3 separate regions of the Mus musculus genome follow, and regions 2 and 3 are each linked to region 1. Evidence: chromatin loops called from intact Hi-C (ENCODE). Cell type or tissue: heart. All regions are shown on one strand. Each heading gives the region's core, and the rest is flanking DNA. Links, peaks and the distances in the headings are about the cores only. Region 1 has its middle 17 kb from the start of B230118I11Rik. Region 2 holds the start of Sh2d1a (SH2 domain containing 1A). Region 3 overlaps Sh2d1a (SH2 domain containing 1A).

Evidence for each region. Hi-C counts contacts between places; a loop is a spot of excess contacts. Peaks named below come from ENCODE experiments on the same cell type or tissue, not always from the same donor. Only the 100,000 strongest peaks of a DNase experiment are listed, where the experiment ranks them.
Region 2: a loop joins it to region 1, with 1.9 times the contacts of the local background. A loop is called at or near these places in 6 of 42 quality-filtered maps.
Region 3: it touches region 1 in a loop (3-fold over the local background); 7 of 42 quality-filtered maps call a loop at or near these places.

Annotation. Positions count from the first base shown.
Region 1 is chrX:42,355,274-42,366,004 of GRCm38, reverse strand. No RefSeq gene overlaps it. Among named protein-coding and RNA genes, the nearest start is that of B230118I11Rik, 17 kb to the left of the region's middle. In heart, for the core only: a CTCF peak has its summit at 5,340; no DNase peak of the experiment used is centred there; H3K4me3 peaks cover 1,109 bases; H3K27ac peaks cover 281 bases.
Region 2 is chrX:42,497,521-42,508,251 of GRCm38, reverse strand. Sh2d1a (SH2 domain containing 1A) reads right to left here and starts at 5,687. Exons shown (of 4, transcript NM_011364.4): 1 at 5,393-5,687. The coding sequence starts at 5,529. In heart, for the core only: no CTCF peak of the experiment used is centred there; no DNase peak of the experiment used is centred there.
Region 3 is chrX:42,509,512-42,520,242 of GRCm38, reverse strand. Sh2d1a (SH2 domain containing 1A) reads right to left here. Exons shown (of 4, transcript NM_011364.4): 2 at 4,893-4,956. Among named protein-coding and RNA genes, the nearest start is that of Sh2d1a, 12 kb to the right of the region's middle. In heart, for the core only: a CTCF peak has its summit at 7,464 (motif pointing right); no DNase peak of the experiment used is centred there.

The DNA of each region.
Region 1 (10,731 bases), core at 1,039-9,038:
ACTTTCATTTAATACATTCTGGAGCCTTCGTTTCCATTTCAAATGCTAAGTTCTCTCTACTTTTGATTAAACAAGTAACTTTGACCCACCCCACCGCCACGACTTTGACATCTGTGAAAATAGTATGTTTCTGAGAAGGGGCATGGGGAAAATCCACCAGTCCACAAGCCCTTCCTCCTCCATCCTGGAGCTTTTACTACTGCACCACCAGGAAAGAGCATTCGATGGAAGAGTTGAATGTAGTTTTATGTAATAAGTACTGTTTAGAAATGCTGTGAGATTTAGAGACGAGTAACTGAGGGACAGCTGGAACTCCCAAATAAGATCAGATTTGACTCTGGCACAATCTCAGGAAACGTATTACTATGTTCTAATGTTTGATACTCTATGGTTCAGCCATCCCTGCTACTTCCCTGCAGAGACAAGGTAATGATTTTTCCTTCCTTGATATGACCATCTATTAATTACAAAACATATACACATGTGACTTTATGTGGCAAGAAAGACTTGGTAGCTGTGACTATATTAGCAGTAGTAACATTATCCTGAATTATCTAGACAGACTCAGGAAGTATCACAAGATTTACTATAAGAGGGAATCAGTAAGGTTAGGGTCAGAAGAGGAAAGGGTTGAAGAATTTGAAGATGCTGTGTTTCTACTTTGAAGATGAATAGAAGGGCTATGGCTCCAAAGTGTGAATGATTCCTTGCAGTTGGAAAGAACAAAGAGTCATTGTCCCATGGAGCCTGTAATAAGAATGGATCTCTGCTAATACCTTGACTTTAGAACTTCTAAATATAGAACCAAAAGATAACACATTTGTATCGTGTCACATCACAAAGTTTGTGCTAATTTGTTACTGCCACACTGATGTAACCTACAGTTCTTACCTCAATGAAAATAAGAAATTATTTATTCTGTCACCAAATGTGCGTGACCAAAGCCCAGAAATACAGATTTAAGTCACCACAAATACTATGTTCAAAGGTGGTAACCATTTCATAAAGATTTTATAGTACCAGAACAAAGACAGTCATAAGTCAAGACACCTTCCAAATGTATTGGTAGACATTTTAGGTAGATAGGCTACAGCAACTTAGAGAAATCTCTGATACTGGCCTCAGATGGCTCCATCATCTGGCTGTTTAGATCCAACGTGGCTTTCTCTCTTCTACTTCACCTCCCTCCTCCAGACAGCTGCTGAGATTTACAACTTGCCGGCCCTGCAGTTTTGTTTTGTTTTGTTGAAATTCTAATAAAACTGCACTCAAACTTTCTTCTGAATCTGGTCTTAGATTCTTCTAAGTGTCAGCCATACCTGCAAAATGAAGAGAAAACACCACATCTCCATCACACAAAACAAAGTATATCCCTTTTCTCCAACTCAAGACACAAGCTAGAACATTTCATTTAATGTTCAAATTATTGTGACTGAGACTGTATATAATCATATTGACAGGAAATTCACTCTTTCTGTTGAAAATCCCTCAGAAAAGAATGTCAAACATATTGACACCATTACTCGGTTCCTACATCTCTCTCCCCACCCTCTGCCTATATTATCAAGCACAGGAACTCTGGGGCTGTTACTCCTGATAAATGTTTCAAGGTAAAGTAGACCCAGACTCTTCCAAGTCTTTCATACACATAGCCCTTTGTTTTGACTTAACCCCACTTCCTCCTCCACCTCACCACACCCCAGCCTGAGATGCTATGCTGAAACAGACTTTGGTCTTAGCAGCTTCAAAGACTTTATAGAGAACTGCCCATAATTCTTGCACCTCAGGACCTGCACCCACTTTCTTCTTTGTCTTCCTATCTAAACAATTTTGTCCCCCTTTCTTGGCTCCAGAAATTGGCCTTAACAAACAACGTAGTCCATCCAATCTTCTTATAATGTATTTGAGCCACAAATAGAAATTTAGTCTGAAATTTAATATCTTAATTTGTCTCCAATTGAATCCCTTCTATTCCTTATGCAAATACCTGCTATTTATATCCCAGATAATGGTGGGGTCTCCAATTGTGATGAGGATATAGTGCTTTAGATTTAGGTAATTAAAGGGCCATTCTAATGACTTGTCCAGAAGAGAGAATGAAAGGAATTCACAGTGAAAGAGATTCAAAAGTAATCAATGGTTTCACCAAAAAATCCCAGCAACTTCAAAATCTTCCTTTCCTTGCTTAGAAAACGGATATAATGACCCCTCAATCCCTAACCTGGTACCCTTACCCCATTAATTTATTATCCCTGGTTTAGGTAATGAAAAGACCTTGGCCTGTTTAAAAAAAGGAATTAAAGTTGATAGAGGTGGAAACAAGTCTGGAAGCAATAAACGTGAACAACTTTGCAGTGAATGCAGTCAAGGGGGATTATGCTTTGAGGTAGCTGAGACGGGCAGAGCCCAATAGATGTCAATGGATCAGGGCAGGTTTATCAGGGAACCCATACACCCTGCTGCATGCAGGAGGCTCTCAGTGTTTAGCGTGCAGTTACTTCCCATTCAACAGGGTTTTGGAGTTTTCCCCCGTTGGTCTAGGCAGGTGTAGGAATCAGGAGGACACCTGCTGAGATTTCCAGGTTCTTGTGTTTCAGAACAAACCATGAGATGTGTGCCTCATGGAGAGTGGGAGAAATAAAGTTTATTTATTAAGAGAGCACTTCACAGAGTAGAAGTGAGCCAGGCAGCTGGGCGAAAGTTAAAAGCTCAATGGCACCAGGCCAGTCACGACCCTTTATGAATATCTGACACAGCACCCAGCTTCTTCCATATTTATGTATGGCGGCTTTTCACCCACATGCTCTGTCCCTCACATGCAGCTCTTGCAGGATAATCCAGTCTTTCTTGTCGTTGGTTTCTTTTATGTGTTGATTGTGGTCCCTCTGACTCCATGGTCCACTGACTCCTCTGGTCCACTCTACCATCCTAAAACAGAGTTCCCAGATTGTGGTCGGTAGACCAGTACAATCACCCCGGTGCAAACTTGTCAGATATGCAGGTTTTCAGACATCATCCTGAGTGGCTGAATCAGACACTCTGAGGCCGGGGACCAGGGGGGAAGCAATATGAGTCTTAGTCATTTGAGGTGATTCTGATTCCACGTGCAAGTGTGAGGACCAAGAACATACTTAAATGTGTTTTAATCAGCAAGCTCCCCGCCAGGTGCTAGAGTGAGAATCAGAGTGACCTGACCAAAGAAGACATCAGGCTCAAAGCTGGATGTGACAGTTCATGCCTGTACTGTCCCAATACCCAAAAAGCCAAAGCAGGAGGACTGTTCACAAGTCTCCAGCCAATAATACAGAGTGAGCCTATTTCAAGAAAAAAAAAAGGTGATTGGTAGATAGATAGATAGACCAAGATACACAGTTGAAAACTGTTATAAAAAAAATAGTACAAGACATAGAATCCTTAGCAACTCCAATTTCTGCTGTGTGACAATTTTTTTTTATTGCACAGAGTATAATTATACTAAGAAGGGAGCCTGGTTTGGTGGTTTGGTTTGGTGGCCCATGCTTAAAATCCCAGTACCTGGGAGGTTGAGGCAGACGGATCAGTGCAAAGTCAGACTCAACTCCACAGAAAAGTTCTGGTCAACCTTGACTACTAGGAAGGCTGAGTCAGAAGAACCACAAGTTCAAAGTCCATCTGAATCATAGAGTAAGTTCAAGACCAGCCTGAGTAACTTAGTGAGATCCTGTCTCGAATATCAAAGGAGACCTAAGTTATAGTAGAGTACACACCTGCCATGCTCAGGCTCTGGGGTTCATTCCCAGTATACCCACCACAGAAAAAAAATGATCTATCCTGAAATACAAGTTCTAGTTCCTTCCTTCCTTCTTTATTTCTCACTATGTAACCCTGACTGACTTGGGAACTGGATCTGTATTCACTGCTCTAACTCAAGGGTTCCCAACGACTGTTGTTTCTGGAGATGACACTCGTTTTCTTGTACTTTCTCCTCTGTGATTCGACTACTGGCCCATCTGTATAAGGCAGCGCCTGTGAATTAGATAAAGGCACCTTTCCATTGATTGATGCTGCACCACACTTGGATGCGCAGTCTGAAAGAGGGATTCTAAACTGCAGTTTCAACCCTGCCCACCCCGCCCCCCTCAAGCTGCACAGTCCTTTGTGACAGATCAGAGCCCACTGCCCTTCTGACAGGTCTCCTTACTGCAGGGCTACTTGGACTCATTCTAATTGCTTACACTTGGCTTTGTTTCAGAGTCCATCCAGGGAGGGGAGAGGCTGCTCCGCACCACCCAGACTCGGGTTTTCTAAAGCCATGTTTGTCAAAAGCATCCGTGTGCAGATTCTTTTGTTCATAATGGTGGCATTCAAGTCGAATTGCGCATGAAATCGTCTTGCTAAAGAAACTGCAGTTCTCTATATAAGGGGGTGGGGGGAGAAATGGAAGGATCTGATTAGTTAATAGGAATTCTGAGTAGTGAAATTTCGGATTAGCATAAGACAGTTTCTTGTTCAGAGCACGTGCAGAACCAGCGCAAAAGCATTCTTTTCTTTCCCCTTTTCGGTTAAAGCATTTAGTTCTAAAATAGTATAATCACAATAAGACTTTCCAACGTGCGAATTATAGTATATTAAGTCATGACTAATTGCATTGATTTGCATTCAGGGTTTTTTAACATCTGTGTGGTAATTATCCTAATCCAATTTGTTATGCAGAATACAATCAACGTTATATATGTTGGTGTTTAGGGCCCCGACACCATTTCCTGCTAAAAAGGGGACTGAGATACAAAGGTAGCTCAGGTGGAAAGACAAGCCCATCTTTTATAGATATCAGCTCCCTTTCTTGATCTCCCAAATTAGCTGGGGGTGGGAGGTGGAAGCAGAGATCAAGCAAATTTCATTAGCATTTTAAAAAGAGGCCCAAGAAAAGGAAGAAAAGGAGCCCAGCCAACGGGAGCGCCTATGAGAACAAGGGAGAGCAAGCTGTATGAAATTCTCGGAAAGATTTTTTTCCCCTAACAGGCTGCGGCTTTCAGAAGCTTCCAGAAATAATATCCTGACCTTGCCTGATAATGAGCCAATAAGACCACGTTCTGCTGACACTGTGCTATTTCAGTAAGGGTTGCATCTTACCTGGGAATCAGGGTTTAGCTTTGAACTTTTTTTTTTCCCCTGTCCTTTCAGGAAAAGGACAGAACACTGACTGGTAGCGTTTAGAATGTCCTGTAAACCTGGGGCACAGCCGAAATCTAGGAGCTGACTTCAGGCAAAAGCAAGAGAAACAAAACAGCAAGTGCCGACTTCTTCCTCTCCACCAACACGGAACTGACACCTTGCTCCCCTCTCTGGCAAGCATCTGCATCTACACACACTGGATCGGCTAAGTTTCGGTCTTCCTTTAACAACAATGTAAACCTTAGTGAACAATACTTAGCCAGCTTCTTGTTTGTTTGTTTGTTTGTTTGTTTGTTATTCATTGGAATCTAACCCAGGACCTCCGATCTGGTCTACCACGGCAATATTTCAACAGCCCTTAACCAGCCAGCCTCTTTTTAATTTTTAAATTTCTTTTCATACAACATATTTTTTCATTAATGTATACGTATTCACATCCTCTCTCCTCCCAGCCCCCCCCCGCTTCCCAGGGCCCCTCCCTTCTCCCCTTCACCTCTCGAATTCTTTCCCCTCCCCCAACTTCTCTCAGATTGCTTCCCCACCTCCCTACTCAGCCAACTTTATGTTCTTTCGCGTGCTCTTTCCCTCTCTTTCTCTCAACAACAAAAGGAACAAAAAACAAAGAACAAAAAACAGACGGACAAAAAAAAAAAGAAAAGAAAGAAAAGATCGGATCAGTAAGACAAAATATACCCAGACAAAACAAAGCGGAACACGAATTCTCTCTCTCTCTCTCTCTCTCTCTCTCTCTCTCTCTCTCTCTCACACACACACACACACACACACACACACACACACACACGGACATGGGGCCTGCCCTGGCGTGGTATACCCAGCAACACTGCATTGGGGGGGGGGGGTCGGGCGGGGGGGAGACTGATTTTCCCTTTCCCAACAGGCATTAATTGCAAATAGCTTCTTGGTTACGTAGGGGTGGTACTTTGTGTCCACTGCACCATTACAATGTTCGGATCTTTGTCTGTTAACCAGCCTCTTTTAAAAGAGCAGGCTTTATTTAATTCAGAAAAGATGGGAAAGAGAGTGAAGGTCCAGATGTCTGAGGGACAACAGAAGCCCTAGACGGGAGGCCTAAAAAGCCAGTGTAGCAGCTTTTGCCATCTTCACTTCATTTGCCATTTCCATAAGCACACAGATCTTGAGCCCTCCAAATATGGCTGGAGCCGGTGTTGGAGAAAGGGATCAAGGAATCCCCTTCAACCTTCCCTCATCCCCTTCCCTCCACAACAAGCCAGTACTGTCTTTAGTCAGCCCACAATGCAAGCCTATGGCCCCATGCCAAGCTGCTAATGAGAATCACCAGGAAAGCATGTTAAACATATAGTTATCTCATTCCTCCTTCATTGACAAGGGCTTAGTGAGGATCAAGCCTAGAGTTTTCAAAGTTCAGAAGATTCTAATCAGCAGCGCACACTGGCACCAGCTCTGATTCTCGACATGCATCTTTATGAGTCAAACAGATTGGTAGGCCAATCTGTGCGGAGAAAATTCACTGTACAGCTAAACAAAAAATAATAATAATAACAGGTTTTTTTAATCAACCTTCCTTAGTCTATCACAAAGAATTCAGTAAATAAAGCAATAATAGAACTATCCATAAGAATACAAACTGGCATTTTCTATTTTGGAGCAGTCCATTTTCGGTTAGGTTGGGTCTTGATGTCAGCAATTTCCTTCCGTACAGCACATGACAGTTCTAATTGGTTGATGCTTGCTCCTTATGGTAGGGTGGATTTTCAGAAAGGCAGCTTCGTTTTGATTGGCCACATTCATTTATATCTTTCTGACATTTGTAGTTAGGTGAGAAGAGGGTTAGGATTTTCTGTTTGGGAACATTTTCCCAGGCCAGGCTTGCACTCAGAGGGAGCGCCCTGAGTTCCTGCCATAACAACTGTCAGACCTAATAACAAAAGTCCATCCCAGTAGACCAGGAACAACAAGGTTTCCTCCTTAATTACACTTCATTCAGGTGCCTCTAAGCTCTCTTTTTAACCAGTTCTTAGCCTTGGCCTGGCCCTCAGCCTACTTTTACCAAAGAATCCTGTTAGCGGATGTATCCCTACCCTGATCATCCTTGATAGCTGATCAGTTCTTCAACTTTCCACCATTAACACCTAGAATATCCTGACCACCCTGCACTCAATTCTCAATGCCAAGGGAGAGGGGGCATTTTGGCTAAGAATCTTTTCCAGTCCGTTTGGCATAAATCCTCAGCTCTCGATGTCTGTTGAAAATGATCGTTGGCTAGCTAGACATCTCCACTTGTCCTCCAAGTGGTTCAAGTTGAGCTCAGCCTCCTCCTGGGACAGCTGTACTCTTGAAGAGTCTTACTTACTACTGCTTGCCTCTAAGTGTCAGAATATTTTTTGTTCAATAGACTCCTGGGAGAAATTACTTCTGCCAGAACAGGGCTGCATTTAACCAACTACTGCTGAACTAATCCAGGCCTGTCCCAGCATACTAACCAGGTTGCTGGTAGCCCCTTCATAAAGTAGCTTAATAAAGAAGCAAGAGTCTCTCCTAAGAACTGGCCCTCCTTGTAGGAACTTTGCTGTCAGGATATTTCTGACCGGAAGATTCTTTTTTTTTTAATTAGATATTTTCTTTAATTACATTTCAAATGCTATCCCGAAAGTTCTCTATACCCTCCCTGCTCCCCTACCCACCCACTCCCACTTCTTGGCCCTGGCATTCCCCTGTACTGGGGCATATAAAGTTTGCAAGACCAAGGGGCCTCTCTTTCCAGTGATGGCCGACTAGGCCATCTTCTGCTACATATGCAGCTAAATACATGAGCTCTGGGGGTACTGGTTAGTTCATATTGTTGTTCCACCTATAGGGTTGCAGACCCCTTCAGCTCCTTGGGTACTTTCTCTAGCTCCTCCATTGGGGGTTCTGTGTTCCAGCCTATAGATGACTGTGAGCATCCACTTCTGTATTTACTAGGCACTGGTATAGCCTCACTCGAGATAGCTATATCAGGGTCCTTTCAGCAAAATCTTGCTGGCATATGCAATAGTGTCTGGGTTTGGTGGCTGATTATGGGATGGATCCCCGGGAGGGGTAGTCCCTGGATGGTCCATCCTTTCGTCTTAGCTCCAAACTTTGTCTCTGTAACTCCTTCCATAGGTGTTTTGTTCCCTATTCTAAGGAGGAATGAAGTAGCCACACTTTTGACCGGAAGATTCTAAAGGTCTCAGCGTTGAACAAAGCATCAACAGCATTTGCTCTAGGTCTTTCTATGTGATAGGAAATTGGGGGGCTGAGGGGTGACCAGAATCTGCCTCAGCACTCAGAACAAAGCAGATAGATGGTTCCAACCCAGTTGGGGTTGTGACCAGCTTATTTTAACCATTTGCTGGAAAGAGAAGAACCATTTATCGGTTCATTGGCAGAATAAATATTGCATTGTACTAGATGGTCCCAAAGCTAAGGGGGAAAAATAGGAGCCAGCTACATAGTCTGGTTAGTGTCCTTTGTGTGTAGCAACTCTCCTGTAAGCTCCTCCCTATCCTCTACATTCACTGACCAGTAGCTTAAAGCATGCAATTAGAGTGTAAGCCACCATGTACAGAAGACAAAGAGGAAGGTAATGTATTAAAAGCTCTACTTCATTATATTCAGGGCTCTGTCTTTAAGAAAATATCCCTCACAGACTATACTAGTACATAATAAATTGCTTTCTGCAGAAGAGCCTTGGTATCCTGTTTCTGTGTTCAGAAAGCCCACAGCATCCTTGAATCATGTCTCTAAAGCAATCCATTCATTCACCTTGGTTACCCCTCTGAGGTCTTTCAGCTCCCTAATTAGCCTTGAGCAACAACACATCTTCCCAGGGTTTCCTCCTAACCCAGGCACACTAACCATTCCATGAATAAACTCTGCCTACGAGCGAAAGCCCAGACTGAACCTGCTGTTTCAGGTATTTCATGGTCCTAAAATGATGATACTGTCTTCATAAACATCACCAATCAGCAAGGTTAGCAGGACTCAGGAACTTAGAACCCAGGGCAGTGTAGAAAGTACCATTGATTTCTTTGTTAATAACTGTCTACATGTATGGGCCTTAGTCAGCAACAAAAAGAAATGCCATTGAGTCTTTCTGTCTCCAGAAAAGAGACACTGAACTATTAAGGATTGTTTCTAATGCTATCTCATCGCTTCTCAGCCTTTTGGCTAAGATCAAGTGTAGTGTCTAATGCGATCTCAATTCAATTTGGCTCCCAAAAGGCCACGTTCCTGGACGCTGAGGGTCTCTGCCCCCAGCTGGATTTGACTGGCAATAAAGAATTGCAGTATAGCCAATGGCTGGGCAGAGGCCTATGAGGTGGTTCAGCAGAGAAGATTCTACCACCTTGCCTGATGATCTAGCTTAGTATCCAGAACCCACATGGTGAAAGGAAAGAAGCAACTCCCCTGACCTCCACATATATGCCACACACATATATGCCTCCACATATATGGCACACACACACACACACACACACACATTAAATGTAATGTTTTTTTTTAATTAACTTTTTAAAATGTTGAACCAATGTTGAAGGGGCTGGAGAGATGACTCAGTGGCTAAAAGTGCTTGTTGCCCTTGCAGAATACCCTGGTTTGATCCATCCCCATTCGGACTCACAACCATCCATAAGTCCAGTTGCAGGGATCTGGTGCCCTCTTCTGATCTCCACAGGCACTAGTGTTATAAATCAGAAAGCCTCCCAATCTGCCTTCAGCAGCTTAATTCATTGTCCACGGGTACCAGGTGCAGCACATTTCCACTGTCAGTACAAGTCTATTTTCCTATGCGACACACACACCTTTTTTTCTTTTTTTTTTTTTTTTTTTTTTTTTTTTTTTTTTTTTTTTTTGGTTTTTCGAGACAGGGTTTCTCTGTATAGCCCTGGCTGTCCTGGAACTCACTTTGTAGACCAGGCTGGCCTCGAACTCAGAAATCCGCCTGCCTTTACACACCTTCAAAAGGTCCCTCTTGGCATCACGGTTCTCTGTCTCATTCTCTCTGCCTCCCAGTCTCTCTGTGCCTATCTTTCTCTCACATCCCCACTCCAAGATGGCCTTTCTCTCCCGTCTCCCCTCATAAATCTCTTGTGTTAGATTCATTGTATGGCGTGATCTATGTAGCGTACCTCGGCAGCCACTAAGGTACCGTCTGCTGCTTAATCTTCTCATCTACTACATGTGTGGTACACATATATACATGCAAGCTAAATATTCATACATAGAAAAGAAGTCTAAAACAGTTTTAAAAACAATACTGAAATTTGAGATCAGGATGAGTAGTGATCAACATGGTTAGTAAGGAAGCCTAGACCAATCAATTATATTTCCTTTTTTATTATCATCGTGTTTCTTTACTGAAATATAGCTGAATGTTTTAATTTCTAATATCATTCTTACCCATCCCATTTGAAAAATCAACACCCTGGCTGATAAACTGACATTCCACTCCACAAATGTGTGATGTATAAGAAGTTGGGATGTCTTACTAGGAATATTCACACATTAAAGAACTGTATGAGTGGACACAGTGAAGATTTGCCTCTGATC
Region 2 (10,731 bases), core at 51-8,050, 140 kb before region 1:
TAGGTGGCTGCTTTCAGGGACAAAGAGATGGCATGCAAAAGTATGCAAGACTTAAAAAAGAGTGAAAAGGGAATACTAGAACAGGAAGGGTTAAATTGGGGTGGTGGTGGGAAGGCAGACCAGAAGACAGAATAAGGGGAAAGATAAATAACAGTAAAACTCTCTCAAAAAGGTAAACCTACTAATGTAGATGTTTACTAAAATTAATAAATGTACACATCTATATAATTATTAAAGTGGAGTTACTCTACAAAAGGGCAGCCACTAAATATCACACACTAGCAAATAAAGTTCCTAGTACCAGGAGTGGATCATGACTTTTTGAATTTTTGGCCAATGAGGTCCCATAGACCACCATTACAGGTCATTGCCAGTGTTCTTGATTACCCTCCAGAACTTGACAGGAAGACCTTATTGCTGAAGACACCACACACTTGAAGCATAGAACACAACAAACCCAAGCTGATACAGACCTGGAAGCTTCATCTACATAGGCTAATCCATAGTGCTGGAAGGCGCTATGCACACTGTCGGTGGAGAAATGTAATCGTCAATTTCATTCCTCAAAAAAGGCCAGAAAGAGAACTCTCTTATCCAAAGCCATATAGGACAATGGCGTCATTCTGTGTCTTCGAGGCTAAAGAATTATAAATGCATTTCCTCTGCCAAATCTTAAATCAGAGAAGCATAAAGTCAGAGAGATGTTAATTGTGGACATATGGTATTTTTCAAGCTTATTTTTAAAATATTTTAATTCGTTTTTCTCTTGTGAGCCAATCCAGGGAAGTGGCTATTTATCTTAGAGTGAAAAGTGAAAACTTGTAAGGGTATAATATGTACCTCAATAAAAGAAACATGATATACCCAGAAGAAAAGAAAGGAGTAAAATCTTACACTGTCTCTTTGAAAAGAGTTAGTTATCTAAAGATTATAGTTTTTCCTTAATTTATTATTGATGTTAATTTAATCTAATTTAACAGAATTATTTTAGACTTTGTCACAAAGAACCAGTAGACAAGGGTACCTAATAAATTTTAAGTACGTTTGAAAAGTATGGCACACTAATTCAATTAATGCAAGTACAAATAGATCAATTGAACCAAATAGTCAAAGAACAAAAACCATATTTTGACTATTCAGTTCTTTTAGGTTTTGGTAAAGTAGCCCAACAAATAAAAAGTGGAAATTCTATTTAGTAAACTATGTTGGACAGTTGAAAACCACTTAGAAACAAATCAAATTAGATCTTTTATGCACATAGAAGTAAAATTCAAATGGAATTAAAGAGTAGAATATAAATTAATAAAACCATATATTTAAAACAAAAGAGTCAAGTTTTATGTATCTAGGGAGGAGAAAAGATTTTCTAAGCTGAGATGCAAAGGGAAAAAAATCAAGCATGAAGAAGCTGTGTGATTCATTTTAATACTAAAAGTATTAAATAACAAACACCAAACTGATAAAGGATATCTACAACACATTAAGATGTGTCCGTGTATCTGTGTGTGTGTGTGTGTGTGTGTGTGTGTGTGTGTGTGTGTGTGTGTGTGGTGTAAAGCAATAAGATTCAAATCATCAAGTGATATAAGTATGCAAATAACCACATAGAAAACATTTAGTGCCACTAACAAAAGCTAAGATATCAAATTTCAAAGGGAACTATTTTTAACAAGAATACTCATTGGTAAAGGAAAGTACACATATAAACTATAGTACTCCTTTGGGCAAAGATATATTGTGATCATTTATATGTAGAATTTATAATTTAAAGTATTGAATGATTCAGTTGTCAAAATAAGAGGCTGATGTATATGTATGAAGTCATACAAGAACAGAATTAGTCAACAAACAGTAAAATAAGAGAAAAATATGGTCTAGAAAAATATGGTTCATTTACAACTTAGCTGAACTAACATACAGCTCTTATAAGATAATGCTTTGAATTTATTTGTGAAAATATTGCATGAGTCAGCTTTTTTCATACTAAGTGGAAATTGCAGCAAAATGTAATGAAAGATGTACATGTTCAAAAATATTCATTTTATTGTGTAAAAGAAACGTTGTTTAAAACTTAATAGTAGTTGTCTTTAAGTCATAATATTATAGATAATTTTTTCCATAAATTCCATTGTTTTCAAAGTCTATATCCCAAATGAGTATAAAAGACTATTTTGATGGGCTCTTTTAATTCTAATTTTATTTAGAGTAAACAACTGGAAGAAAGGCTTCTTGTTTTAAATGAAAGTAGCAGTCCTAGAAATGGAAGACTTTTACAATATTTGAAACATTCTATTTTCGAAAACCTAACAGGAAAAAGGTCCCGTGTGACTGAGATTTAATCTGGGAAAGAGGCACATATGGTTTGAAAATACAATTCTAAGCATAGTTTGAACCATACAATAAAAATAGAGTAAATTGAAGTTTACAAAAACCTTCGTGGTTAATGAGAATAAACAAAACATAAAATAAGGTGGTACTGATTAAACAGACACTATTGTGGGTTTTTTTCAAGCATATATGATTTTTTTTTCTACTCTAAATCCTACAAATCAGTATTTTGAGTAAGGAATGTAGATTAGGATCCAAATAACATGTTGCACGTACCATGTAGTGCCAATAAGAGAGAATAAAATGTTTGTGTGTAGCAAAAGGGGCACTCAGCTCAAAACAAAACAAAACAAAACAAAACAAAACAAAACAAACAAAACAAAACCCTGAAGCACTTATCAAAGGCAAGAAAAGCATTCCTTCCACAGTTGTCTGGCCATAACCTTGAAAACAACAGACCATCATTTTAAAGACTGGAGGAGAATTCTCCACTTCTCTATTTTCATAGGGAGAGGTTTTCAAAGAGAAGTTAGTCAACAGTAACAACAACAAAAAACAAACAAACAAGCATCTTACATTTATACAGCATCCCCGGTGAGTGAAAACCAGAAGGCTGAGAATTTCCTTACATGGTTCCGGCCTACATACCAAAATACTAAGGTTCCTTCTCTTCAAGATTTCACTTACAGCCATCTTTTATAACAGAGGAAACAACAGGTTTCTATTTTACACGGATGTAAGGTGAAGCCCCAGAGAATTTGAATGACTTCCTAGAGCCCCCACCCTGGCTTCTTGGCAGCCAGATGCCCTTCATAGTGAAGAGCATATGCCTGAACAGTTAGTCGAATTCCAAACTGTTTGCTGAGTGCCTATTATGTACCAGGATATAGTCCTGGTAGAGGCAATGTTTGCTCCTTTGTGAAGGTAGTTTCGTGGTAGAGCCCATATATAAGTAAACAAACTTATATTAGCATGTTTAAAGTTCCTTGAATAGAAGAAATGGGATAGCAACCCAGAGAGGGCACTTACATTTGTGGGAATGATCAAGAGATGCAATGTTGAACAGAAACTGGACAATCCTGAGTAGGGAGCAGGCTTAGTTACCTTCCGGGGTGACCAGGTGGGAAGAAAAATTCAAGTGTGAGCTGTACTGTCTCCAGCCCTCTCTCCCCTATATAGGCTTCATGTGAACCTTCTGGTTAAGGAGCATGCTCCTTCTATTATCAGTGTGCCCAAAGCAGCCCGTCTCACTCACCATCCTTCATCTTTTGACAAGTTAAAAATAACTAAGGATTGTCATTGGCTTCCCTAGCCCTTCTTAGGGTTCCACTTGGGAACATAAAGGTCCAAGCCCAGGGTTGGGCATCTAGCTTAATAAAAAAGCATTTTTCAGGCACATATAAAATTCTGGATCCTGTCCCCAACACTGAAAAATGATTTTTCCATATATTTACCTTGAAGCCTTTATGATAAATGTATTTAGCATGATCTTAAAAACTGACAAAAATAAGGCTTGGACATTTTTTTAAAAAAATCAATATACAATGACAATCCTCTCACACCAGCCTCAATTTAATCTTTATTTTCTGGCCCAGAGAGTACGTCAAATTTTTGCAGTGTATCATCATGTACAGAACTCACTACCAAGCATTTTTGTTTTGCTTTCATGTAGACTCTACTGTATTAGAGTGAGGTTTTACTGGGATATATGTATAAGCATACAGTATATATGTGTGTGTGTGTGTGTGTGTATATATATATATATGTGTGTGTGTATGTATGTGTGTATTATGTGTGTGTATATGTGTGTGTATATATATATATATATATGTATATATATATATATATATATCCTGCTTACAGTAGTGCTTGAACTGGGTCCTTCTGTAGACTGCCTCAAGGAGTACCGGAATAATTTGTCCAAAAAGAGACTAATAATAAACCAGACTTCCATTTGCTGAGCGTCAAGCCCAGTGTTCATTTGTCTTTTTTTTTTTTGTACATGGAGGTATTTAATCTTCATTGACCCTTAGAATATGAATCCCATTTAAAATCAATGGCTAAGAGATTGGTGTTGTGAGATAACAACCTTTTGAGTCTGACTACAGTAGGATTTGCTCAGGGAGGTTGTACAGAGCCAAGATGCAGCTGCACCTGGTTCAAAATGGAGTAAGAGGCTGAGACCAGTCTAGGCAAAGCTCAAAGTGGGATAATTACAATGATGTTTTCTCCCTCTCTCTGTTCTTTAAAACTATTCTCACTCCTATCATTTACGGGACACAGCACGTTTTAAAACTCATTATGCCTCTTATAAAACAAGGCAATTCAGCAGCACCAGAAAGGTGCCCCTACTCTTGCATACACATCCTCTTCAGCACTGTACTGCTTTAGTGTTGTTGGCTACTGTTTTTTAATAGGATCTTATACTATGTAGCCCTAGCTGGCATGGAACCGGCCCATGTAAAACCAGGCTAGTCACCTGAAACTCACACACATCTGTCTACCTCTGCCTTCCCTGGGCTGCATTCTGAAAGCAATGGATTCCATTTCCTGGCTAACCACTTCTTCAAGCATTTGCTAGATGCTTTTCTTTTAGGGTACCATTTTCAGTCACATTTGTAGAGAATGATAGAGAAAGACCTTCCTTTGCCTTACTTCATGGCCCAGAATACAAATAGTCCAACTTCCCGGGGCTCCACCATCATGGTGTCTACTTGGAATCAGAGCCGAAGTCCAGAGTATGGGTCTTTCTCAAAGTAAAGGTAAGTTCTAGGCCATGTTTTCCCATTCTGAAGGGTATTCAGTGAAGCTGCCACAAACGCACTGGTGAAATGCAGTTGATAAAATCCGCAGTGAGGGACGTACGTACAAGTACTGCCCACCACATCCCTGGGCTGAGCCCTGGGACCATACGTCAGAGCTGGAAGAGTACTCAGTTCCTGCTGCCTGTATTCCCTAGGTACCTCTGCCAAAAGCTGTCATCCCCTGCCACTCCTCCCAGCCCTCCCCTGAAAGGGCAGGCTACCCATGCTAACAACCTGCCACTACCACGAGATATACTCACAAAACACACAGGCAGTACACGCCAGGGACACTCTCGCTGTCTCGCAGCAGATAGCTTCCATCCAGCCCGGTAGCGAGTAAGAGCTTCTCCCCGGTCTCCCTGCTGATTTTGCCGTGGTACACAGTCACTGCATCCATGCCTAGCAAACTCTTTGATGGGCCCAGAAGAAGGATGGTAAAAAGGAAACTTTGCTGCTGCTGTTGCCGCTGCAGTGGCTTACTGGGCAGTATTGAGAGAGAGAGAGAGAGAGAGAGAGAGAGAGAGAGAGAGAGAGAGAGAGAGAGAGAGAGAGAGAAACACCCTAACAACAGGATGTTGTCTACCTGCCTTAAAACCTCTTCTCACACTTCAATTCAGGCCAGCTCAGCAGTTTAACAGCTTCAAACTTGTCATGGGTTTGATCATCTATTCTCCAACAAAGGTTTGTGGTGGGGGAGGGGGCACGCTGAAAAGGTGAACACTTGCAGTATTTGAGCTGTGCCAGCAACGCAAACAGAGCTTGCACAAAGATGAGAAACTTGCTAGTGCCTTTGTTCTTGTGTAGTTCCTGCAAACTTCGAAGCCATTGACAATGACTTGTCTTAACGAGTGAACAAAAGAATTGGTGATAGAAGTGAATGGGACGTGTTCATCATGAGGGGCAGAAGCAGACTGACAAAATAAAAGCATAAAAGCAGTCAAGCTACAAAACCACAGCAGAACATGGCTGCAAGGCTTCCACAGCATCACCAAGGGCTACTGAACTACAGACTTTGGGACTAGATGGTCCTGAAACAGCTTTCTTTTCTTCAATGCTGATGATGGAATTCGGGGCCTCGCAGATGAGGTCTTCTATCCCGAAGCCATATGCCAAATCCTTGAATACACTTAGGCCAAAACAAGTATTTTTACCTTAATGTTTTGTCCAAAATCCAAAACTATGAAAAAAATTGTCATCATATTAAAAAAAAAAAAGTGTAGATGGATCTAGCTAAGGAGCTTAAGAAGACTAAATTCTTTTGTTGGTACTTCTTTGTTTTTATTATTATTAAAATCACAATATAATCACAGCATTTCTCCCTTCCCTTTTCACCCTTGAAACCCTCCCATGAATCCCTCCCTGCTCTTCAACAACATTGCTATTGTATTATTGTATTATTGCATGCATATATGTATATACGTGTAATTCCTAAACACATCCAGTTGTGCCTGTATGGTGCTATTTGTATGTATGTTTTCAGGGATAGCCATTTGGTAGTAGACGACCAATTAGTGTGCTCTTCCCACGGGTGACCACTTCTTCTACTTCCGATTTTACTCAGCTGTCTGTAGTTCTTCCTGTAGAGCTGCTGGTTTGTGGGCTTTTTCTGTCCAGTTTGGTCTGTCCATTGGTGTCCTGTGTGAACTTCTATATACCCTTTGGCATATGGGGCTAGGCCAGAATCATTGTGGATATAAAATCCATTTTACATCATCGCACAGGTGTTGATAAATGTGTTGTAACTTCTATTCTCATACATAAATGCCTACCTACATCAATGTTAAAAACATCAGAGTTTAGCCTAACCAGGACTCTATTTAGAAATCAGTTATAATGATGGCATTTTAAATATGAAAAGAAAGAAAGGGGTAATCTTCTTTTATTAAGGCATACGGACAGTAGCCCACCTAGAGTGTAACTGCTAGAACATTCAGTGTTCCATAGGTTAAAAACAAAACCTAACCTCATTTTTTTTGTCTCTGAACAACCCTGAACAAATCATCTACAAACACAGGCACAGAGAAACCTGGATCTGACGGAGCAAGCATCCCATGCATTCTTTTCTTTCTGTTTCATTCTGCATTGCTAAAATAGCACGCTTGTCAAAGCAGCCAGGTACAGTGGGCTTCAGCACAACGAAAATCACATCACAAGAGAACAGTTAAATTATACGGTAATAGTACAACTCTCACATCCACTACCTTATTGTCATCTCACAAGCAAACTGACAGGTGAGCCAGCCCACCAGTGCAGTGTTGATGAAAAATACTGACACCCTTGCTCTGCTGCTATGCAGGCACTAAGCTTGACTTTGGCAAATTCAAACTTCACACAGAGCTTGAAGTGTAGAGAATAGAGGAACTGAAATAGCTTTCTTCCTTCCCTGTCCCTGTACCCACAGTACAGGAAGACAAAGATCACATAACAGAGAAGGGGAGATAACAGTGACACCAACAGACAAAGAGCTAAGGAATGGGCCCCATTTATGAGAGGAAGAATCTACTTGTATGTTGCCTGTCTCTATCACTTGACCTTAAGGTGCATATCAACAGGGTCTTATATATGTTGTTTGCCACTGTATCCTCAGAGACTGGCACAGAGTGGATGGGTTTAGTGAATGAATAAATGTCTGAAATTAAAATTGTCAAGAAAACAATATGAAATTATCTCTCCCCCTTGTCTGTCTGTCTCTTTCTCTGACTCTCAATGTCTATCTGTCTGTCTCTCTGTCGGTCTCTGACTGTCTCTGTCTATCTCTGTCTCTCTCTCTCTCTGACACACACACACACACACAGAGAGAGAGAGAGAGAAAGAGAGAGAGAGAGAGAGAGAGAGAGAGAGTGCTTTTCCATTCCTTTGGCTCCCCTTAGAAACAGCGATGAGAATTGGAAGGTATTTTGAGGTCCAAATTGTACTCCACCTTTTATCACTAAATGGTTTCCTCTCTCTGAGCCTTATTTTCTCCATCTGTCAAATGGAATTGAGCCAGGTGAACCCTGAGTAGTCATTTTCAGCTTCAACATTCTGTGCTATAAGTGAATGAATAAATGAATGAATGAATGAATGAAGCAAGCAAGCAAGCAAGCAAGCAAGCTTCTTTGGAGAAAAACACAGGGGTAGCTCATTTTTTGAGGAAGAAGCAAGATCCTGAAGTCTCAACAGGAGGAGGCATTTGTTCTCATTGTTTTTAAAATAATCTCAGAAATAAAAACTATCATAGAGGAAGAGTGCCTTATATTTTAAAGAAAACGTTCTGAATATAGATGCCATTCAAGTCCAACACCAAAACATTGAAAGCTAGAAAACCTGTCAGGCAAGGTTTAAAGGGTCTTCTTGTCTAAACTTGTCTCCTCCTGAGATCTCTGAACAGTGACAGGATTTAGCACGTGGATACCCTGTCTGAGGTGCTAATTGTCTGTATTCCAAATGCCCTAGGCTATTCTGGAGCCCAAGTAGATTAAAAGAAAGATGCCAAGGGTGGTCAGTTTTGTATAGTACATAGGACATTTCAGAATCTTGTTCTCTAACCTTTCAAAACTACCTTTGTTCTTCTACCAGCTTCTCTAAAATGTGTGAATTCTCCTGTGGCCATGTTATGATGTGGTGAGTTTACACATACTCTTGGCACTTAGATTTACTTCCTTTACAAAAGTAAGAAAAAATAGTCTTAGAGAGAGAGAGAGAGAGAGAGAGAGAGAGAGAGAGAGAGAGAGAGAACCTCTTTTCAATAACACCTGAGTTTATTTATAAAGCTATATGTTTTCCTAAATGCCCTCTTCAAAGAGAGAAAGCAGACACAAGGTTGCTGTGGGTATTTGTTTAAACCTGTTAAATATATGTATTATTCTTCCAGCTGCTAATAAACTTCTATTGTATGTCAGATCCAATAGTTGGAACTTAAGTTAGAAAGAAGAAAACCATAGTTCATACCTGTTCTCAAGCAGCTCATAGCAGGATGCAAACAGACAATTAGATTCCAGTTCTTGTGTTGAATGCTTAGAGCCCACCTGGTGGCATTATTTTGGGATGGGATAGAAATGTTAAGATGTGGACCGTACCTGGAGGAAGTAACTCACTGAGCATATGCTTCTGAAAGGGGCAGCTAATTCCAAGTCCCAGATTCTCTCCCTCTCTCCCTCCCAGCCTTCCCTTTCCTCCCCACCTCTCTTCCTCACCATCCCACTCCCCCCTCCCAGACACCACTGGCAAATCAGTGCTCCTCCTCCCGCCTTCTTTGCCATGATGCTGCACCTCACTTAGTCCTCTAGAAACATAAGACAAATTATTCCTGATACAAATTTCTTACGGCAAGGACTGTGTCACAACACTACAAAAGTAACTAATACAAGCTATGATAGAGGAGAGGGTGGAATTCTCACAGCACAGCAATACTACATTTTGTGCTATTTTTATTCTGAACATATAAAACGTACTTAATGTGACAATGTCTTTTATCTTTATGTCTACTGTGTATAGTTACTTACTCTAGTTTGCCTGATTTTTCACCTCCATCTTAAATTCAAAGAAACTTAGTTCTAGCTGAAATGGCATGGTTTTTTGAGCTTCGCTTTATTTGATAGTATGCCTAGGAAAGACCTTGCTTGGATGGTTTGTTGTTCAGGTTCTCAGGTCCAAAATATGGATTATCATTTATCCATCCATCTATCCAAAAATAACAGTACTCTGAGAATAATCTGTTCCTAAAGTGATCTAGCCAGGTTTAATGGCACATGCCTGTAGTCCAGCAAATTTGGGAGAATTTATTGAGCCCAGAAATGTAGACCTAGCCTCAGAAACCATAGAAAACTTATTTCTTAAAAATTGGAAATAAATATTCTAGGTGTCTTCTACACAAGTCAGAAATTGCTACACAGACAAAGTCTTATTGCTCAATTCTTCTTTTCTAGATGAACGAAGGCAAGTCGTAGGCACGTTTATCTTAGTTTCCTCTGTGAGTATAAACAAGATAGCATATTCTACTTTTCTAGAACCTAACAGATGCTCAAGAGCTTTTTGCTCTGAGCTTGTGAAACCCTGGGAGACATGGATGATGCCATATTCCTCTTAGGGCATACATATCCAAACACAGTACCTGACATCTGCTCAACATTATTCTTTCCTTCCCTATAGAGAGAGAACCTCCTACAGAGTGCAGTTTCCAATTTGATTCCAAGGCTGTAACATTTTTTTCATTGATTTCTTTTACACAGTCATTTACCAATGTTTATCAAGTGGTCTGCCTCATCCTCGTTGGCAGAAACAACTCTTTACACACCTCTCCTTAGCTACTTATAAATAAGTCTTCCTGTGTCCTTTTGGCTTCATTATCCCAGTTACTTTCAGATAGTAACCAAGTCATCTTTCTGCACCCTTTATTTCCAGATGAGGTATCTTTAAAAAGATGAGACTCTAAATAAATTCCCATCTGAAAAGCTGTTCTCTCTCTCTCTCTCTCTCTCTCTCTCTCTCTCTCTCTCTCTCTCTCTCTCCCTCCCTCCCCTCCCCTCCCTCTCTCTCTCCCTTTCTCTCTCTGTCTCTCTCTCTCCCTTCTTCCCCTCCCCCTCTCTGTCTGTCTGTCTCTCTGTCTGTCTGTCTCTCT
Region 3 (10,731 bases), core at 2,529-10,528, 150 kb before region 1:
TCATTAATAAAAAGCCTGAGCAACCAAAACAACAACAACTAACAACCTATCGCCTATCATCATTTCACAATATAAAATACTACAGAGAAAATTAAAAACTGACTGTTGTGACACATGTAAATGCACGGCTGGCCATCACGTATACTTTTCTACATCATAAGCCATACTAACTCATCCTTCATGTAAATTTTGACTTCCTTACCCCAGTTGTTCTCACTGTCAGTGCTACGCCATGACAAGGTTTCCTCTATGACATGAAAATGAAAGGCTATAGAAGGTTACCTTTACTTATATATTTGTTAGTTTTTAAAGAGATCACATTTGCAGGTGGCTGCCAGGAGTGTGTTCTTTCCCTGACATCTGTGCTCTCACAAAGACACTGCCTGAAATCAACACTCCCCACAAAGCTTTTGAGGCAAGCTTTAGGCACCAGCGCCAAACTGTCATTTTACATAAAATAAAATAGTATTGCTATGAGCAACTGAACAATGACTACTCGGGTTTTTTTTTTTTTCCTTTCTATGTTATTATATTTTTTAGAAAGTTGTTTTTCAGATATTCCATCTGGAAGGTTTTTGAGATGGGAACTGCTTGGGATTTAGCATTTAATGAGAAAACATGAAGCCTGGCACACAGACTTCTGTCAACTAGACCATAAGTTAGAGATAACAGACTGTCCAAAGCTATTCTCAGTCATTGCCTACTTTGAAGCGAGGACTTTTCCAGTACAAATCATGTTCTTGTTCTCTGTAAATTAGTGCCCACCTGTACACTCTCAAAGACAGAAACAGTCTCCCACCCACCTCTATCTGTAGGATCAGAAGACCTTCCTAAATTTCTGTTGAGGTCTCACCTAAAAATAGCAGGGCCATTCTTGCAGCAGCCATGTTTGTGAGTAGCTCTTTTGCTCCAAGGAAGACCTCTCAAACTACAAAGGCACGCAGTGGGTACAAAATACTACCTTAGGTCTTCCTTGGCGCATTTCTTGATCTTTCCAAACACTTTACCATCTCTTGCCTTCACTATTTCCTCTCAGATTAGTAGATACATATACACTCTTTCCATTGTTTTCATTCCACAGACACAAACACATAAACTAATCATCTTATATAAAGTACATTCATAAGCAGGTGTGTGGTCACGCGGATGATCAGAAGCAACAGAATTGTCTCTGCATTCCTTTCAGGCTAGGAATAGACCAAGAAGTTTCTAGTGAAGCTGAGGTCACCAGCCAAAGGAAAGACATACATATTTTCCAAGAGTGGAACCATTTACAAACCAAACTTCATTTAGACTAAATTTTTGTGGTTTATAAAAGCATTTTCAACAAAGGCATCGTTTCTACAGGGACTGGCAGTTAACACGTGATTATCCACGCTGACAGAGAAGGCTAATAGCACTGGATATAATAGAAGGAATTTGAACTTGAAATGCAGTGTTTCTTTACCTAATTTATGATGCTTGGCTTAGGCCAATAAGTAATTTGCTTACTAGCTAAGGATCTCCTGGTGACCAACTACGCAGAAAGGCTCAAAGGCACAGAAATTGGCAGGGAGAGAACAGTATGATTTTGATAATGCGCTGCTGACAACCTATACATTTATAAATGATAATCAACAATTCATCATAAATTTAGTCTCCAAGGACTATGTTAATATCCTCAGCAGTGTTCTACCTAAAATGAAAAAAAATTCTTATTTGTCTTGTATAATTCATAGATTCAAGGTTCAATGTAACATCTATCTAAGACTTACTTAGCTTTCAAATGGTCTATGCACAGAGGATAGAAAGTCACTGATATGACTTTTTCTTACAGTGTAGCAAACTAAAATGTTTTTTTTCCTAAACAGTACCACTTACCAAATTTTGGAAAGACATTTACCACATAAAAAAATCACCACTGACAGCACTATCCTGTCAGTGAATTCATTTCTTGTTCACATTTGTGTATTTCTCATTCTGGCACCTCTTAGTTATCCATGGAAATGTTTTGAATCACAGCTGGTCTGCAACTCATTCTGTGGAAATTTCTTCCAGTCAGATAGCATAAGTTCTGAGACTATGAACTAGTTTAATATTCACCTTATCAAGAAGGTAAATGTTGTAGACAGAAAAAAAATGTAATACACATTTCATAAAACAAAGATTTTTTACCTCTTTCACATTTGGGGAAATATGAAATGCCTGCACTTGTGGTGCAAATAATTACAATATTAAATAGTGAGGGTCCAATCAGACAACATAAAGGACATTTATGAGCAATAAGTCCTCTCCTTCCTTCTAAAAATGATTACATATATGCAACAATGTGATATGATGTTATATGTGAAATGGGAGAAAACAAATTATAAAATGTGTCTAAGAGTTCATATCCTATCCCTTCTTCCCAAGGCATAGGCATCATTGAGGAAGAGGGCTGAAGAGTGTAAGGGCTAAAGGTGGTGGGTGGCTCCAAGGAAACAGGGTCTTCCAGATACAACAGGGTGGCTTCACATATGAATTCATGGTGGTTATAACAGCATACACAAGACTTGTGCAAGCCTAAGCTAGGCCAAAGTCCAACATGGAGAGAGGAAGTATGCACAGAGTCCCACCTCTAGCCAAGGAACTATTGGCAATTAATAACTACCAGGAAAAGAGCCAGTTTTCTTTAAGAGAATAGCCCCTGGTAAGTAAACCATGCTTCAGTAAAAGGCCGCACATCCAAGAATATTTGGGTAGCACAAACTGCATTGACAGACTTAGGGATAAACAGGAGTATAAAAGGCGGGTGAATAGAGAGGGAAGGGTGGATCTGAAGGAGTTAGAAGACAAAGGTAAATATGATCAAAACATATTGTACAAAATTCTCAAAGAACTAATTTTTTAAGTAAAAAAAAAAAATCAAAGGCTCTCCATTAAAATTTTCTATTGCTCATCTGAAGGCTATTTCTTGGGGTGGAAAAAGATTAAATATAGACAACCCATGCACAAATTCATATGTATCAGCTATACATAATTATTATTCATGATAAGTCAAATTGCTTATTTATTTAAAGTGATAGATTTGTTTAAGAAGTATAGTTTTTATTAGAAATGGTATTGATTTTCCCTTGGATAGTATCCTGACACAAAATAACAACATGGCCACAAAGGGATATAGTATTTTATGAAGGAACATAATCAAAAGATATTATAAACTTGTCTTATGAAGTGCATTAACATGTACAGCGAATATATGGCAATAAAAAGGAAAATTATTTGGTAATATTATTCAATGGTATAACAATTGTCTAAAATGCATGAGACCCTGGGTTTCATCCTTCATCTATTTTTTACGAACCTGAAAGTTAAAAATAAAACTTAAAAATAATATTAACCAATTAATAAGATAACAGTATACTTGAATATATTCTAATTTGTTTTGATAATTCAAATACTTGAAATTTATACTTTGCTTTTTACTGACAAATTTGTAAGACATTCTTAAAACTTTTGTCTAGACTTTATTATTCTTTAAATGCACAGATTTATTTAGTTACTAATAGAAATTGATATTGACATCTATGCTTTCAAAAGATCATTGTGAAGCATTTCCACTATCAGGATAAACTAGTATAAGGTCAGAAACCAACTAAAGCCTAAAGTTTGAAAACCACAGCTGTAGAATCATGAATTGATTCATAAAATGCATTGCTCTATACCACCCTGCTCTCTAGAAATAGTTCAATAATTTCTTGGACTGTCACAGTGGTGTACAAATATTTCAAAGCCATAAGAAACCTTCATTCTGAATTAATGTTATTCAAAGCCCTAGTTCATAAGGAAAACTAAAGGGATCTAACCCAGTGAAGCCAAGATTGGTACCCAGAAGTATACCCACTCACCTCCTCCTCTTCTTCTTCTTGGACTCCTAGGGAGTCCCAAGATGGAGGAGAACATCATTCTATAAAACATCCTTTTAAATCACTACAATAGCAGATAGGAATTCATTGTGTATATATATTTGAAATTCTCAAAGAAGATTTTTATTAAATAAAAACTACAATTTTCCCTCTTCTCTTTTCCGACTATCCAGAGGCTCTTTTATGGCTCCTTTGAAAACCTTGCCTATGCACACAGAGCAGCAGCAATCGCCTGGATGTTTGAAAATGCCTCTGTTCAAATTCTTGTGCCTGGTAAATTTACACCAGATGACACACAATCATACTGCTGAGAAGTTTTCAGTAGTTCACATTTTTGGATGCTCACTGTATGTCAGACTCTCCAGCTAAGAGCTTTAGTTGCATTGCCTTATAACTCCCTGAAATGGGTCCTCTTGATAAATGTTTGTAGACCCATTTTACAAATTGCTTCCATCAAAAGTGACTATAGGAAGAACTACACATGGAGTCTGAATGCATTTGACATGGCCCAGGATTTCACGCTGTAGTATAATCCCCTGTTAGAGTTCCAAAAGGGTACTAGTACTAGTAGGAAATAGAAATCCCAGTTTGCTTTATCCACAACAGAACCAATCTGTGCATCAGTATCATTTAGTATATGGTTTCCTTTTTTTTTTTTTTTTAGTTTTTTAGGTTTGTATTATTATTGTTGTTGTTGTTGTTGTTGTTGTTGTTGTTATTATTGTTATATGCTTTCTAAAAGTTTGTAAAGACACTATAAGTTACACATGGTCCTTCAAATTTTTTCATTTTCCCAAAATGATCCTACCTCACATAATGGTGGCTAAATAAGTCTGGAACCACAATTTTCTAAAGGCTTCTAAATGAACCATCAATGACTATAGAATTGAGCATTAGTGATTGAAATATTTTGGTAGTGTATAGTATGACTGCTCTTTTTTAAACCAACCTAGATTTCAAGCACTTTTCTTATACCCAGAGAAGTAAAAACAAATAAAAGAGCTGTACCTCGGCACTCCAAGAACCTGTTTCTGTCTGGGACACTCGATATGTGTAGATGTAACCTTGATACCTGTGAAAGAGTACATGTCCATTACTAATAGTTTTCAAAAGAACAATGAATGCTCTAAACTCGATCTTACTTTTATCTAAAAAGAGTACACAAAAAAAGTTACATACACTGGATAGACATGGACAGCTTCCTGGCAGTCGCAGGAAACAAAGCCATCAGATTTAATTTGCTTGCATATTATTTCAGCCCAATTACAGTTTCCAGTGATTTTTTTTCCTTAACGTAAGGTGGATTAATATACCTAAGTATTTGTCTAGTAGAAAGACTAGACAAAAAAAAGCTATAGACCTGCATCACTGACAAAAAAAATCATAAATTATAAAACACCTTTAACACAGCAGACTCTTACTGTTTTTTAAGTATACAGCGTCTTAAGCTAAATGCGGTTGACTGAAATAAGACCGGATTAAATTAACAGTAATACTGTCAGTATAAATTATTAAAGTAAGTATATCATGCTGTGAAATATAATTATTCTTATATTACTATTATAATAAATAGTAATATACTATTACTCTACCATTGTATAACATTGCAGTATAGCAGTGATGGTAATTGAATTTTAACAAGGAGTACTGTAGCATTGAATGCTATCCAGCCTTCGAAATAATTAAATTCTGCTAGTTACAACAATATAAATAAAACTGGAGGATAAGATGTCAAATATTTCTGGCATAGAAAAACAAAAAAAAAGTATCTAACATGTTAAAGTGTTGACCTCAAAGAAATACAGAATAGGATGGTAGTTACTATGGGACTAGAAAGATGGCTGAAAAGTTAAAAACACTTATTACTCTAGCAGACAACCCACCTTCAATTCCCGACACTTACACAGTAGTTCACAACCATCTGTGACTCCAGTTCCAGGGCACCTAATGGTCCTTTTTTAACCACCGTGAACACCAAGTAAGTGCGTGGTGCACATACATACATGCAGGGAAAACACTCACACATAAAATGTGTGTGAAAATGTGTAATAGAAGAGGGATCTGCATTCAGATGTGGTAATGTGTGCCCTTAATCCCGAACCTGGATCTGAACCTAGGTGGAAGCTATGTAGGTCAGTCCACCAGTAATCCTGTGCTAGGTCACCAGGATTAGCCCTCCTGCCTTGCCCAGGCAAGGGATGCAGGCAGTTGTCCTGCTCTCATGCCCTCAGAGTTGGCTCACCCATGCCCCACTACCAGGTCCAGCTCTACTGTGCTGCCTAGGCAAAGTGTGGGGCCAGTTCTTCCAAGTGCTGCGGTTGTGTTTGTTTGTTTTTGTATCACCCATTATTATTATCTATCATCTGACTGTGCATAAGCAAATCAGACATTTTTGTTCCTACTTCACTGTGCTGGTTAGTTTCTTGTCAACTTGATACAAGCTAGTCATTTGAGAAGAGGAAACCTCAATTATGAAAATGACTCTATCACACTGGCCGGTAGGCAGATCTGTGGTGTGGGCATTTTCTCGGTTAATGATTGATGTGGAAGAGCCCAGCTCTCTGCTGGTGTCCCATCCCCTGTATGGATTATATTTGTAAAGCAAGCTGAGCAAGCCATGGGGAACAAGCCAGTGAGCAGCATTCCTTTATGGTTTCTGCTTTACTTCTGCTTGACTCTCTCTGCCTTGAACTCTTGTCCTGACTTCCCTCAATAATAAACTTGAAGCTGGAAGATGAAATAACCCTTTCCTCCCCAAGTTGCTTTAAGTTACTGTATTTATCACAACATAAAGCAAAGCAGAATACTTAGTGCCCACTGCTCGGCAACTCCCTACCCTACACCTCTCCTACTTTCCCCAGCCACACTACTCTCTCAATCTCCATGGGAACGATTTTCTTAAACTCCACATATGAGTGAAAACATGTGGTACATGACTTTCCGTGTCTGCCTTATTTCACTTAGCATAATGACTTCTAGTTATATCTACATTTTTGCAAATGACAGGATTTCATTCTCTCTATGGTTGAACAAACTTCCATTCTGTTTATGTCTCCCTTTTCTGTGCTCACTCCTCAATTGATGGATCCTCGTGCTATTTCCATTTCTTGGCTTTTGTAAGTACTATTGCAATTAATCTGAGAGTTCAAATATCTCTCCAACATACTGGTTTCATTTTCTTTGGGTGCATACTCAGGAGTGCATAACTGAATAATGTGGTAGTTCTGGTCTGTTTGAGGATCTTCTATGTTGTTCTTCATATTGAACATGGAATATTCCATATTTCCAAATGATTGCCCTATTTACGTTTTTTTAAATAATGTGTAATGTTTCCCCTTTCCCAATCCTCATTTGTACTTTACTTTCTTTGATAGTAGCTTTTATTATTTATTTTTAGTGGAGTGATGGAATAATCTAGTCACTTTGAGTTTCATTTCCCTGGTGATCAGTGTACTGAAAATTTTTTCCATTGCTTTCCTTTTGATAAAGATTTATTTTATTTCTATTTTATGTGTTTGATCTCTGTGCCTGCATTTATGTCTGAATTATGTGTGTGCAGTGCCCATGGAGGCCAGAAGAGGGCATTGGCTCCCCTGAAGCTGAAGCTATAAACAGTTGTGAGCCACTGTGTGGGTTCTGGGAAGCTAGATCAGCTCCTGTGGAAGTAGAGCCAGGGTCTTAACCACTGAGCCATCTCTCCAACCTCTCATAATTTTCTTAATAAATACTTGCCTAACAAAAATATAAAGTGACCTTTATGCTGAATTTTCAAACAAATTTTGAAATTGAATATAAATAAATTATCATGATCCCATTTAATATATTTTCTGTTGTTCTTAGGCACAGGATTTGATCAATAGGCATCCTTGGTTAGGAAATATATCAAAGTCTCTTTAAATCACTGTGTTTAAACTTAAAAGAGTAGATGATACTAAAATCTTACAAAGAGAAGGCTATGCTTAGTTCATTGCTTACATTGGCATTAAGTCCCTTTAGAATTAAAAAGCCTTTAAATATTTGAATTAAATTGTTATGCCTTTAATCAATACCCATCAGCACTAATTACCTAACGAACTACAAAAGACATTTAAAACACTCTAATCGGGTTCATTTGACTTGGGAAATTGAACAAAAGGCCATTTTAAATGTTCGTGTGATCACAAAACAAATGTTTTATTTTTGTAACATAGATTTACCAAAAAGTATTTGAATCATGTATAAAATAACATGTTATGTGTTTATATGTAATATGCTGAATAAACTATTTTACTGGTGAGATCTTATTTTTAAGTCACTGACGTCTGTCTACCTTAAAGCACACCTATTTTAGTAAGTACTCAACAAGGAACAAGACAAGAGCTTTGATTTCTGTTTTTCACCATGGGAACTTGAAACATGTTTCAAGGGAATTTCTGAAAACTATCCAGAAAAATGGAGATGGAAGCGGGGCCCTTAGTTCTAGTTTTCCCTTTGGGAAGCAATTAATGTGAATAATTCACAATAGCTTTAAGGCTGATGATACAGGAAAAAAAACAGTGTTTAAAATCTCAACAATAGAGCTTGGGAGATAACTCAGTTGCTAAAGAGTTTGCATACAGGCAGGAAGCCCTGAGTTTAATCCCCTGAACCCATTCTAAACATGACACTATGCTCTTCTACTTCCAACACTGAAGTGGCAGAAGCAGGCAGGTCCCTGGGGTTCACTGGCCAGCCAGCCTACCAAGGTTGGTAAGCTCCAGAAAAATGAGAGTACCCATTTCAAAAAGTTACGATGGACAACTCCTGAGGACTAGCACCTGAAGTTCTCTGGCTTCCATACACACGTGTACACACACCTATAAGCACTTATATACATATATACCCATATGCATGTGTACATGCAAAACCACACAAAGTAAAAACTCAATAATTTAAGCAAAATGGTAAGCAAGCTCTCTTCCAGATTCTAAAGAAATGGGCCCCTAAAATACACAATGGATATGCTTCTTTACCATCATTCAGCTTCATTTAGTCAAAATAAATGAGTATGTTTTGAAAATTGTCTCCTAACGAATCTGATCTTATCTCACTTTCGGTTAAACAGCAGGAACCTGAGTACCACTTCAAAAGCTCTTACCTTCTTCAGTCTCCAAACAAGCTGATGTCAATGGCACATACATTTTCTCATGATTAAGGTATCTGATATTAACAATTTCCCCACCCCAAGGCCTTGAATTCTGAATGAACAAACTTTTCTCTCAAATAAACCAGAAGTGTGTGACTTCTGTTTTCAGTCATATAACTTACTAATCAATTATCCTCCATAGATGATATTCATAATAATATGTCATGAATGGGAGAGATCTAAAGCAGAACAATTCAGATTGCATCCCTAAGATCATGGCATTTGTGAGGCACCTGATATGGATGCTTAGAACCAAACTCAGATCCTCTGGAAGAGCATCAAATACTTTTAACCATATTATATGCTTTTTAAAACCACATATATGCTCTGTCTGTAGGAAATCACTGTTATAGGAAAAAGGAATAAGTGTTAATAAAAGCCATAAAACCATACATATCTTGACCAAATAACCTTGCTTATTATCATACACTCCAAGGAAATAAGTCAAAACAAAATAATATGTTTTTAATAGTAAAGTAAAATTAACCTAACTACTCCGAACAAGTAAACATTACTCAGACTAAGAGAATAGTTTTTAGATATTCTCTCAAAAATGTGTGTGATTTAAAGTAGAAATAAAAATTACATCAAGCCGGGCGTGGTGGCGCACACCTTAATCCCAGCACTGGGGAGGCAGAGACAGGCAGATTACTGAGTTCGAGGCCAGCCTGGTCTACAGAGTGAGTTCCAGGACAGCCAGGACATCACAGAGAAACCCTGTCCCGAAAAAACAAACAAACAAAAAAATTACATCAAAATAAAATAATCATTCACAGGCAGGGAACTAGTCAGCAGAGTTAGAAGCATACCTGCTGAATGGGAAAAGGCATTTGCAACCCATTAACTTGATAAGCCTTAGGATCCAAAATATCAAAGATTTGGAAAAACTCAGTAAGAAAACAAATTGATTGAAAAATGGGCAAAGGACCTGTACAGATTTTTCACAAAAAATATATACAAAATGGACCAAAAAAAAGTATGAAAAAAATTCAGCATCATTCATCATTAGAGAAATGCAAATTGAAACCACACCTGTTCAAGTGACTCTCACCAAAAATATGAAAGGTGAGTATTGTAAGGGTGTGGAGAAAGAGAACACATGTACACTACTAGTGGGAATGCAAATTAGTAAAGTGATTATGGAAAACAGGAAGGTGGTTCCTCACAAAATAAAAAAAAAAAAATTAAAAAGGTATGACTCAGCAATAGAATGACTGGACGTGTATCCAAATGAGATCATTATGTTGAAGAGTCAGTGCTCCCCTGTTCAGTGTAACACCATTTACAATAGAAAAGATAAGAAATCAACATTAGTGTACAAGACCGGATGAATGATGGATGAAGAACGTGTGATCTAGACATGCTGCACCTCATATGAGGGAATCTCGATTTTAAGACAAACAAACAAAGACACAGAAATGAACTAACTGAGAAAAAAAGACCAGAAGAAGGGAAGACAAAATGGTTTATGGGGCAAATATGTTCAAAATATATTCTACATGTAAGAAAATAGTATAATAAACTCATTTTGTACAATATGTGCTAATTATTAATGATTTAAAACAAAACCTGAAATATGCATGTAATTGAATACCATTCAAACTTAACGAAAATGTTATCTATTTTTGACAGTAGGGATGAACCTAAATGGCAGATATTATGTTAAATGAAATAATACAGGCA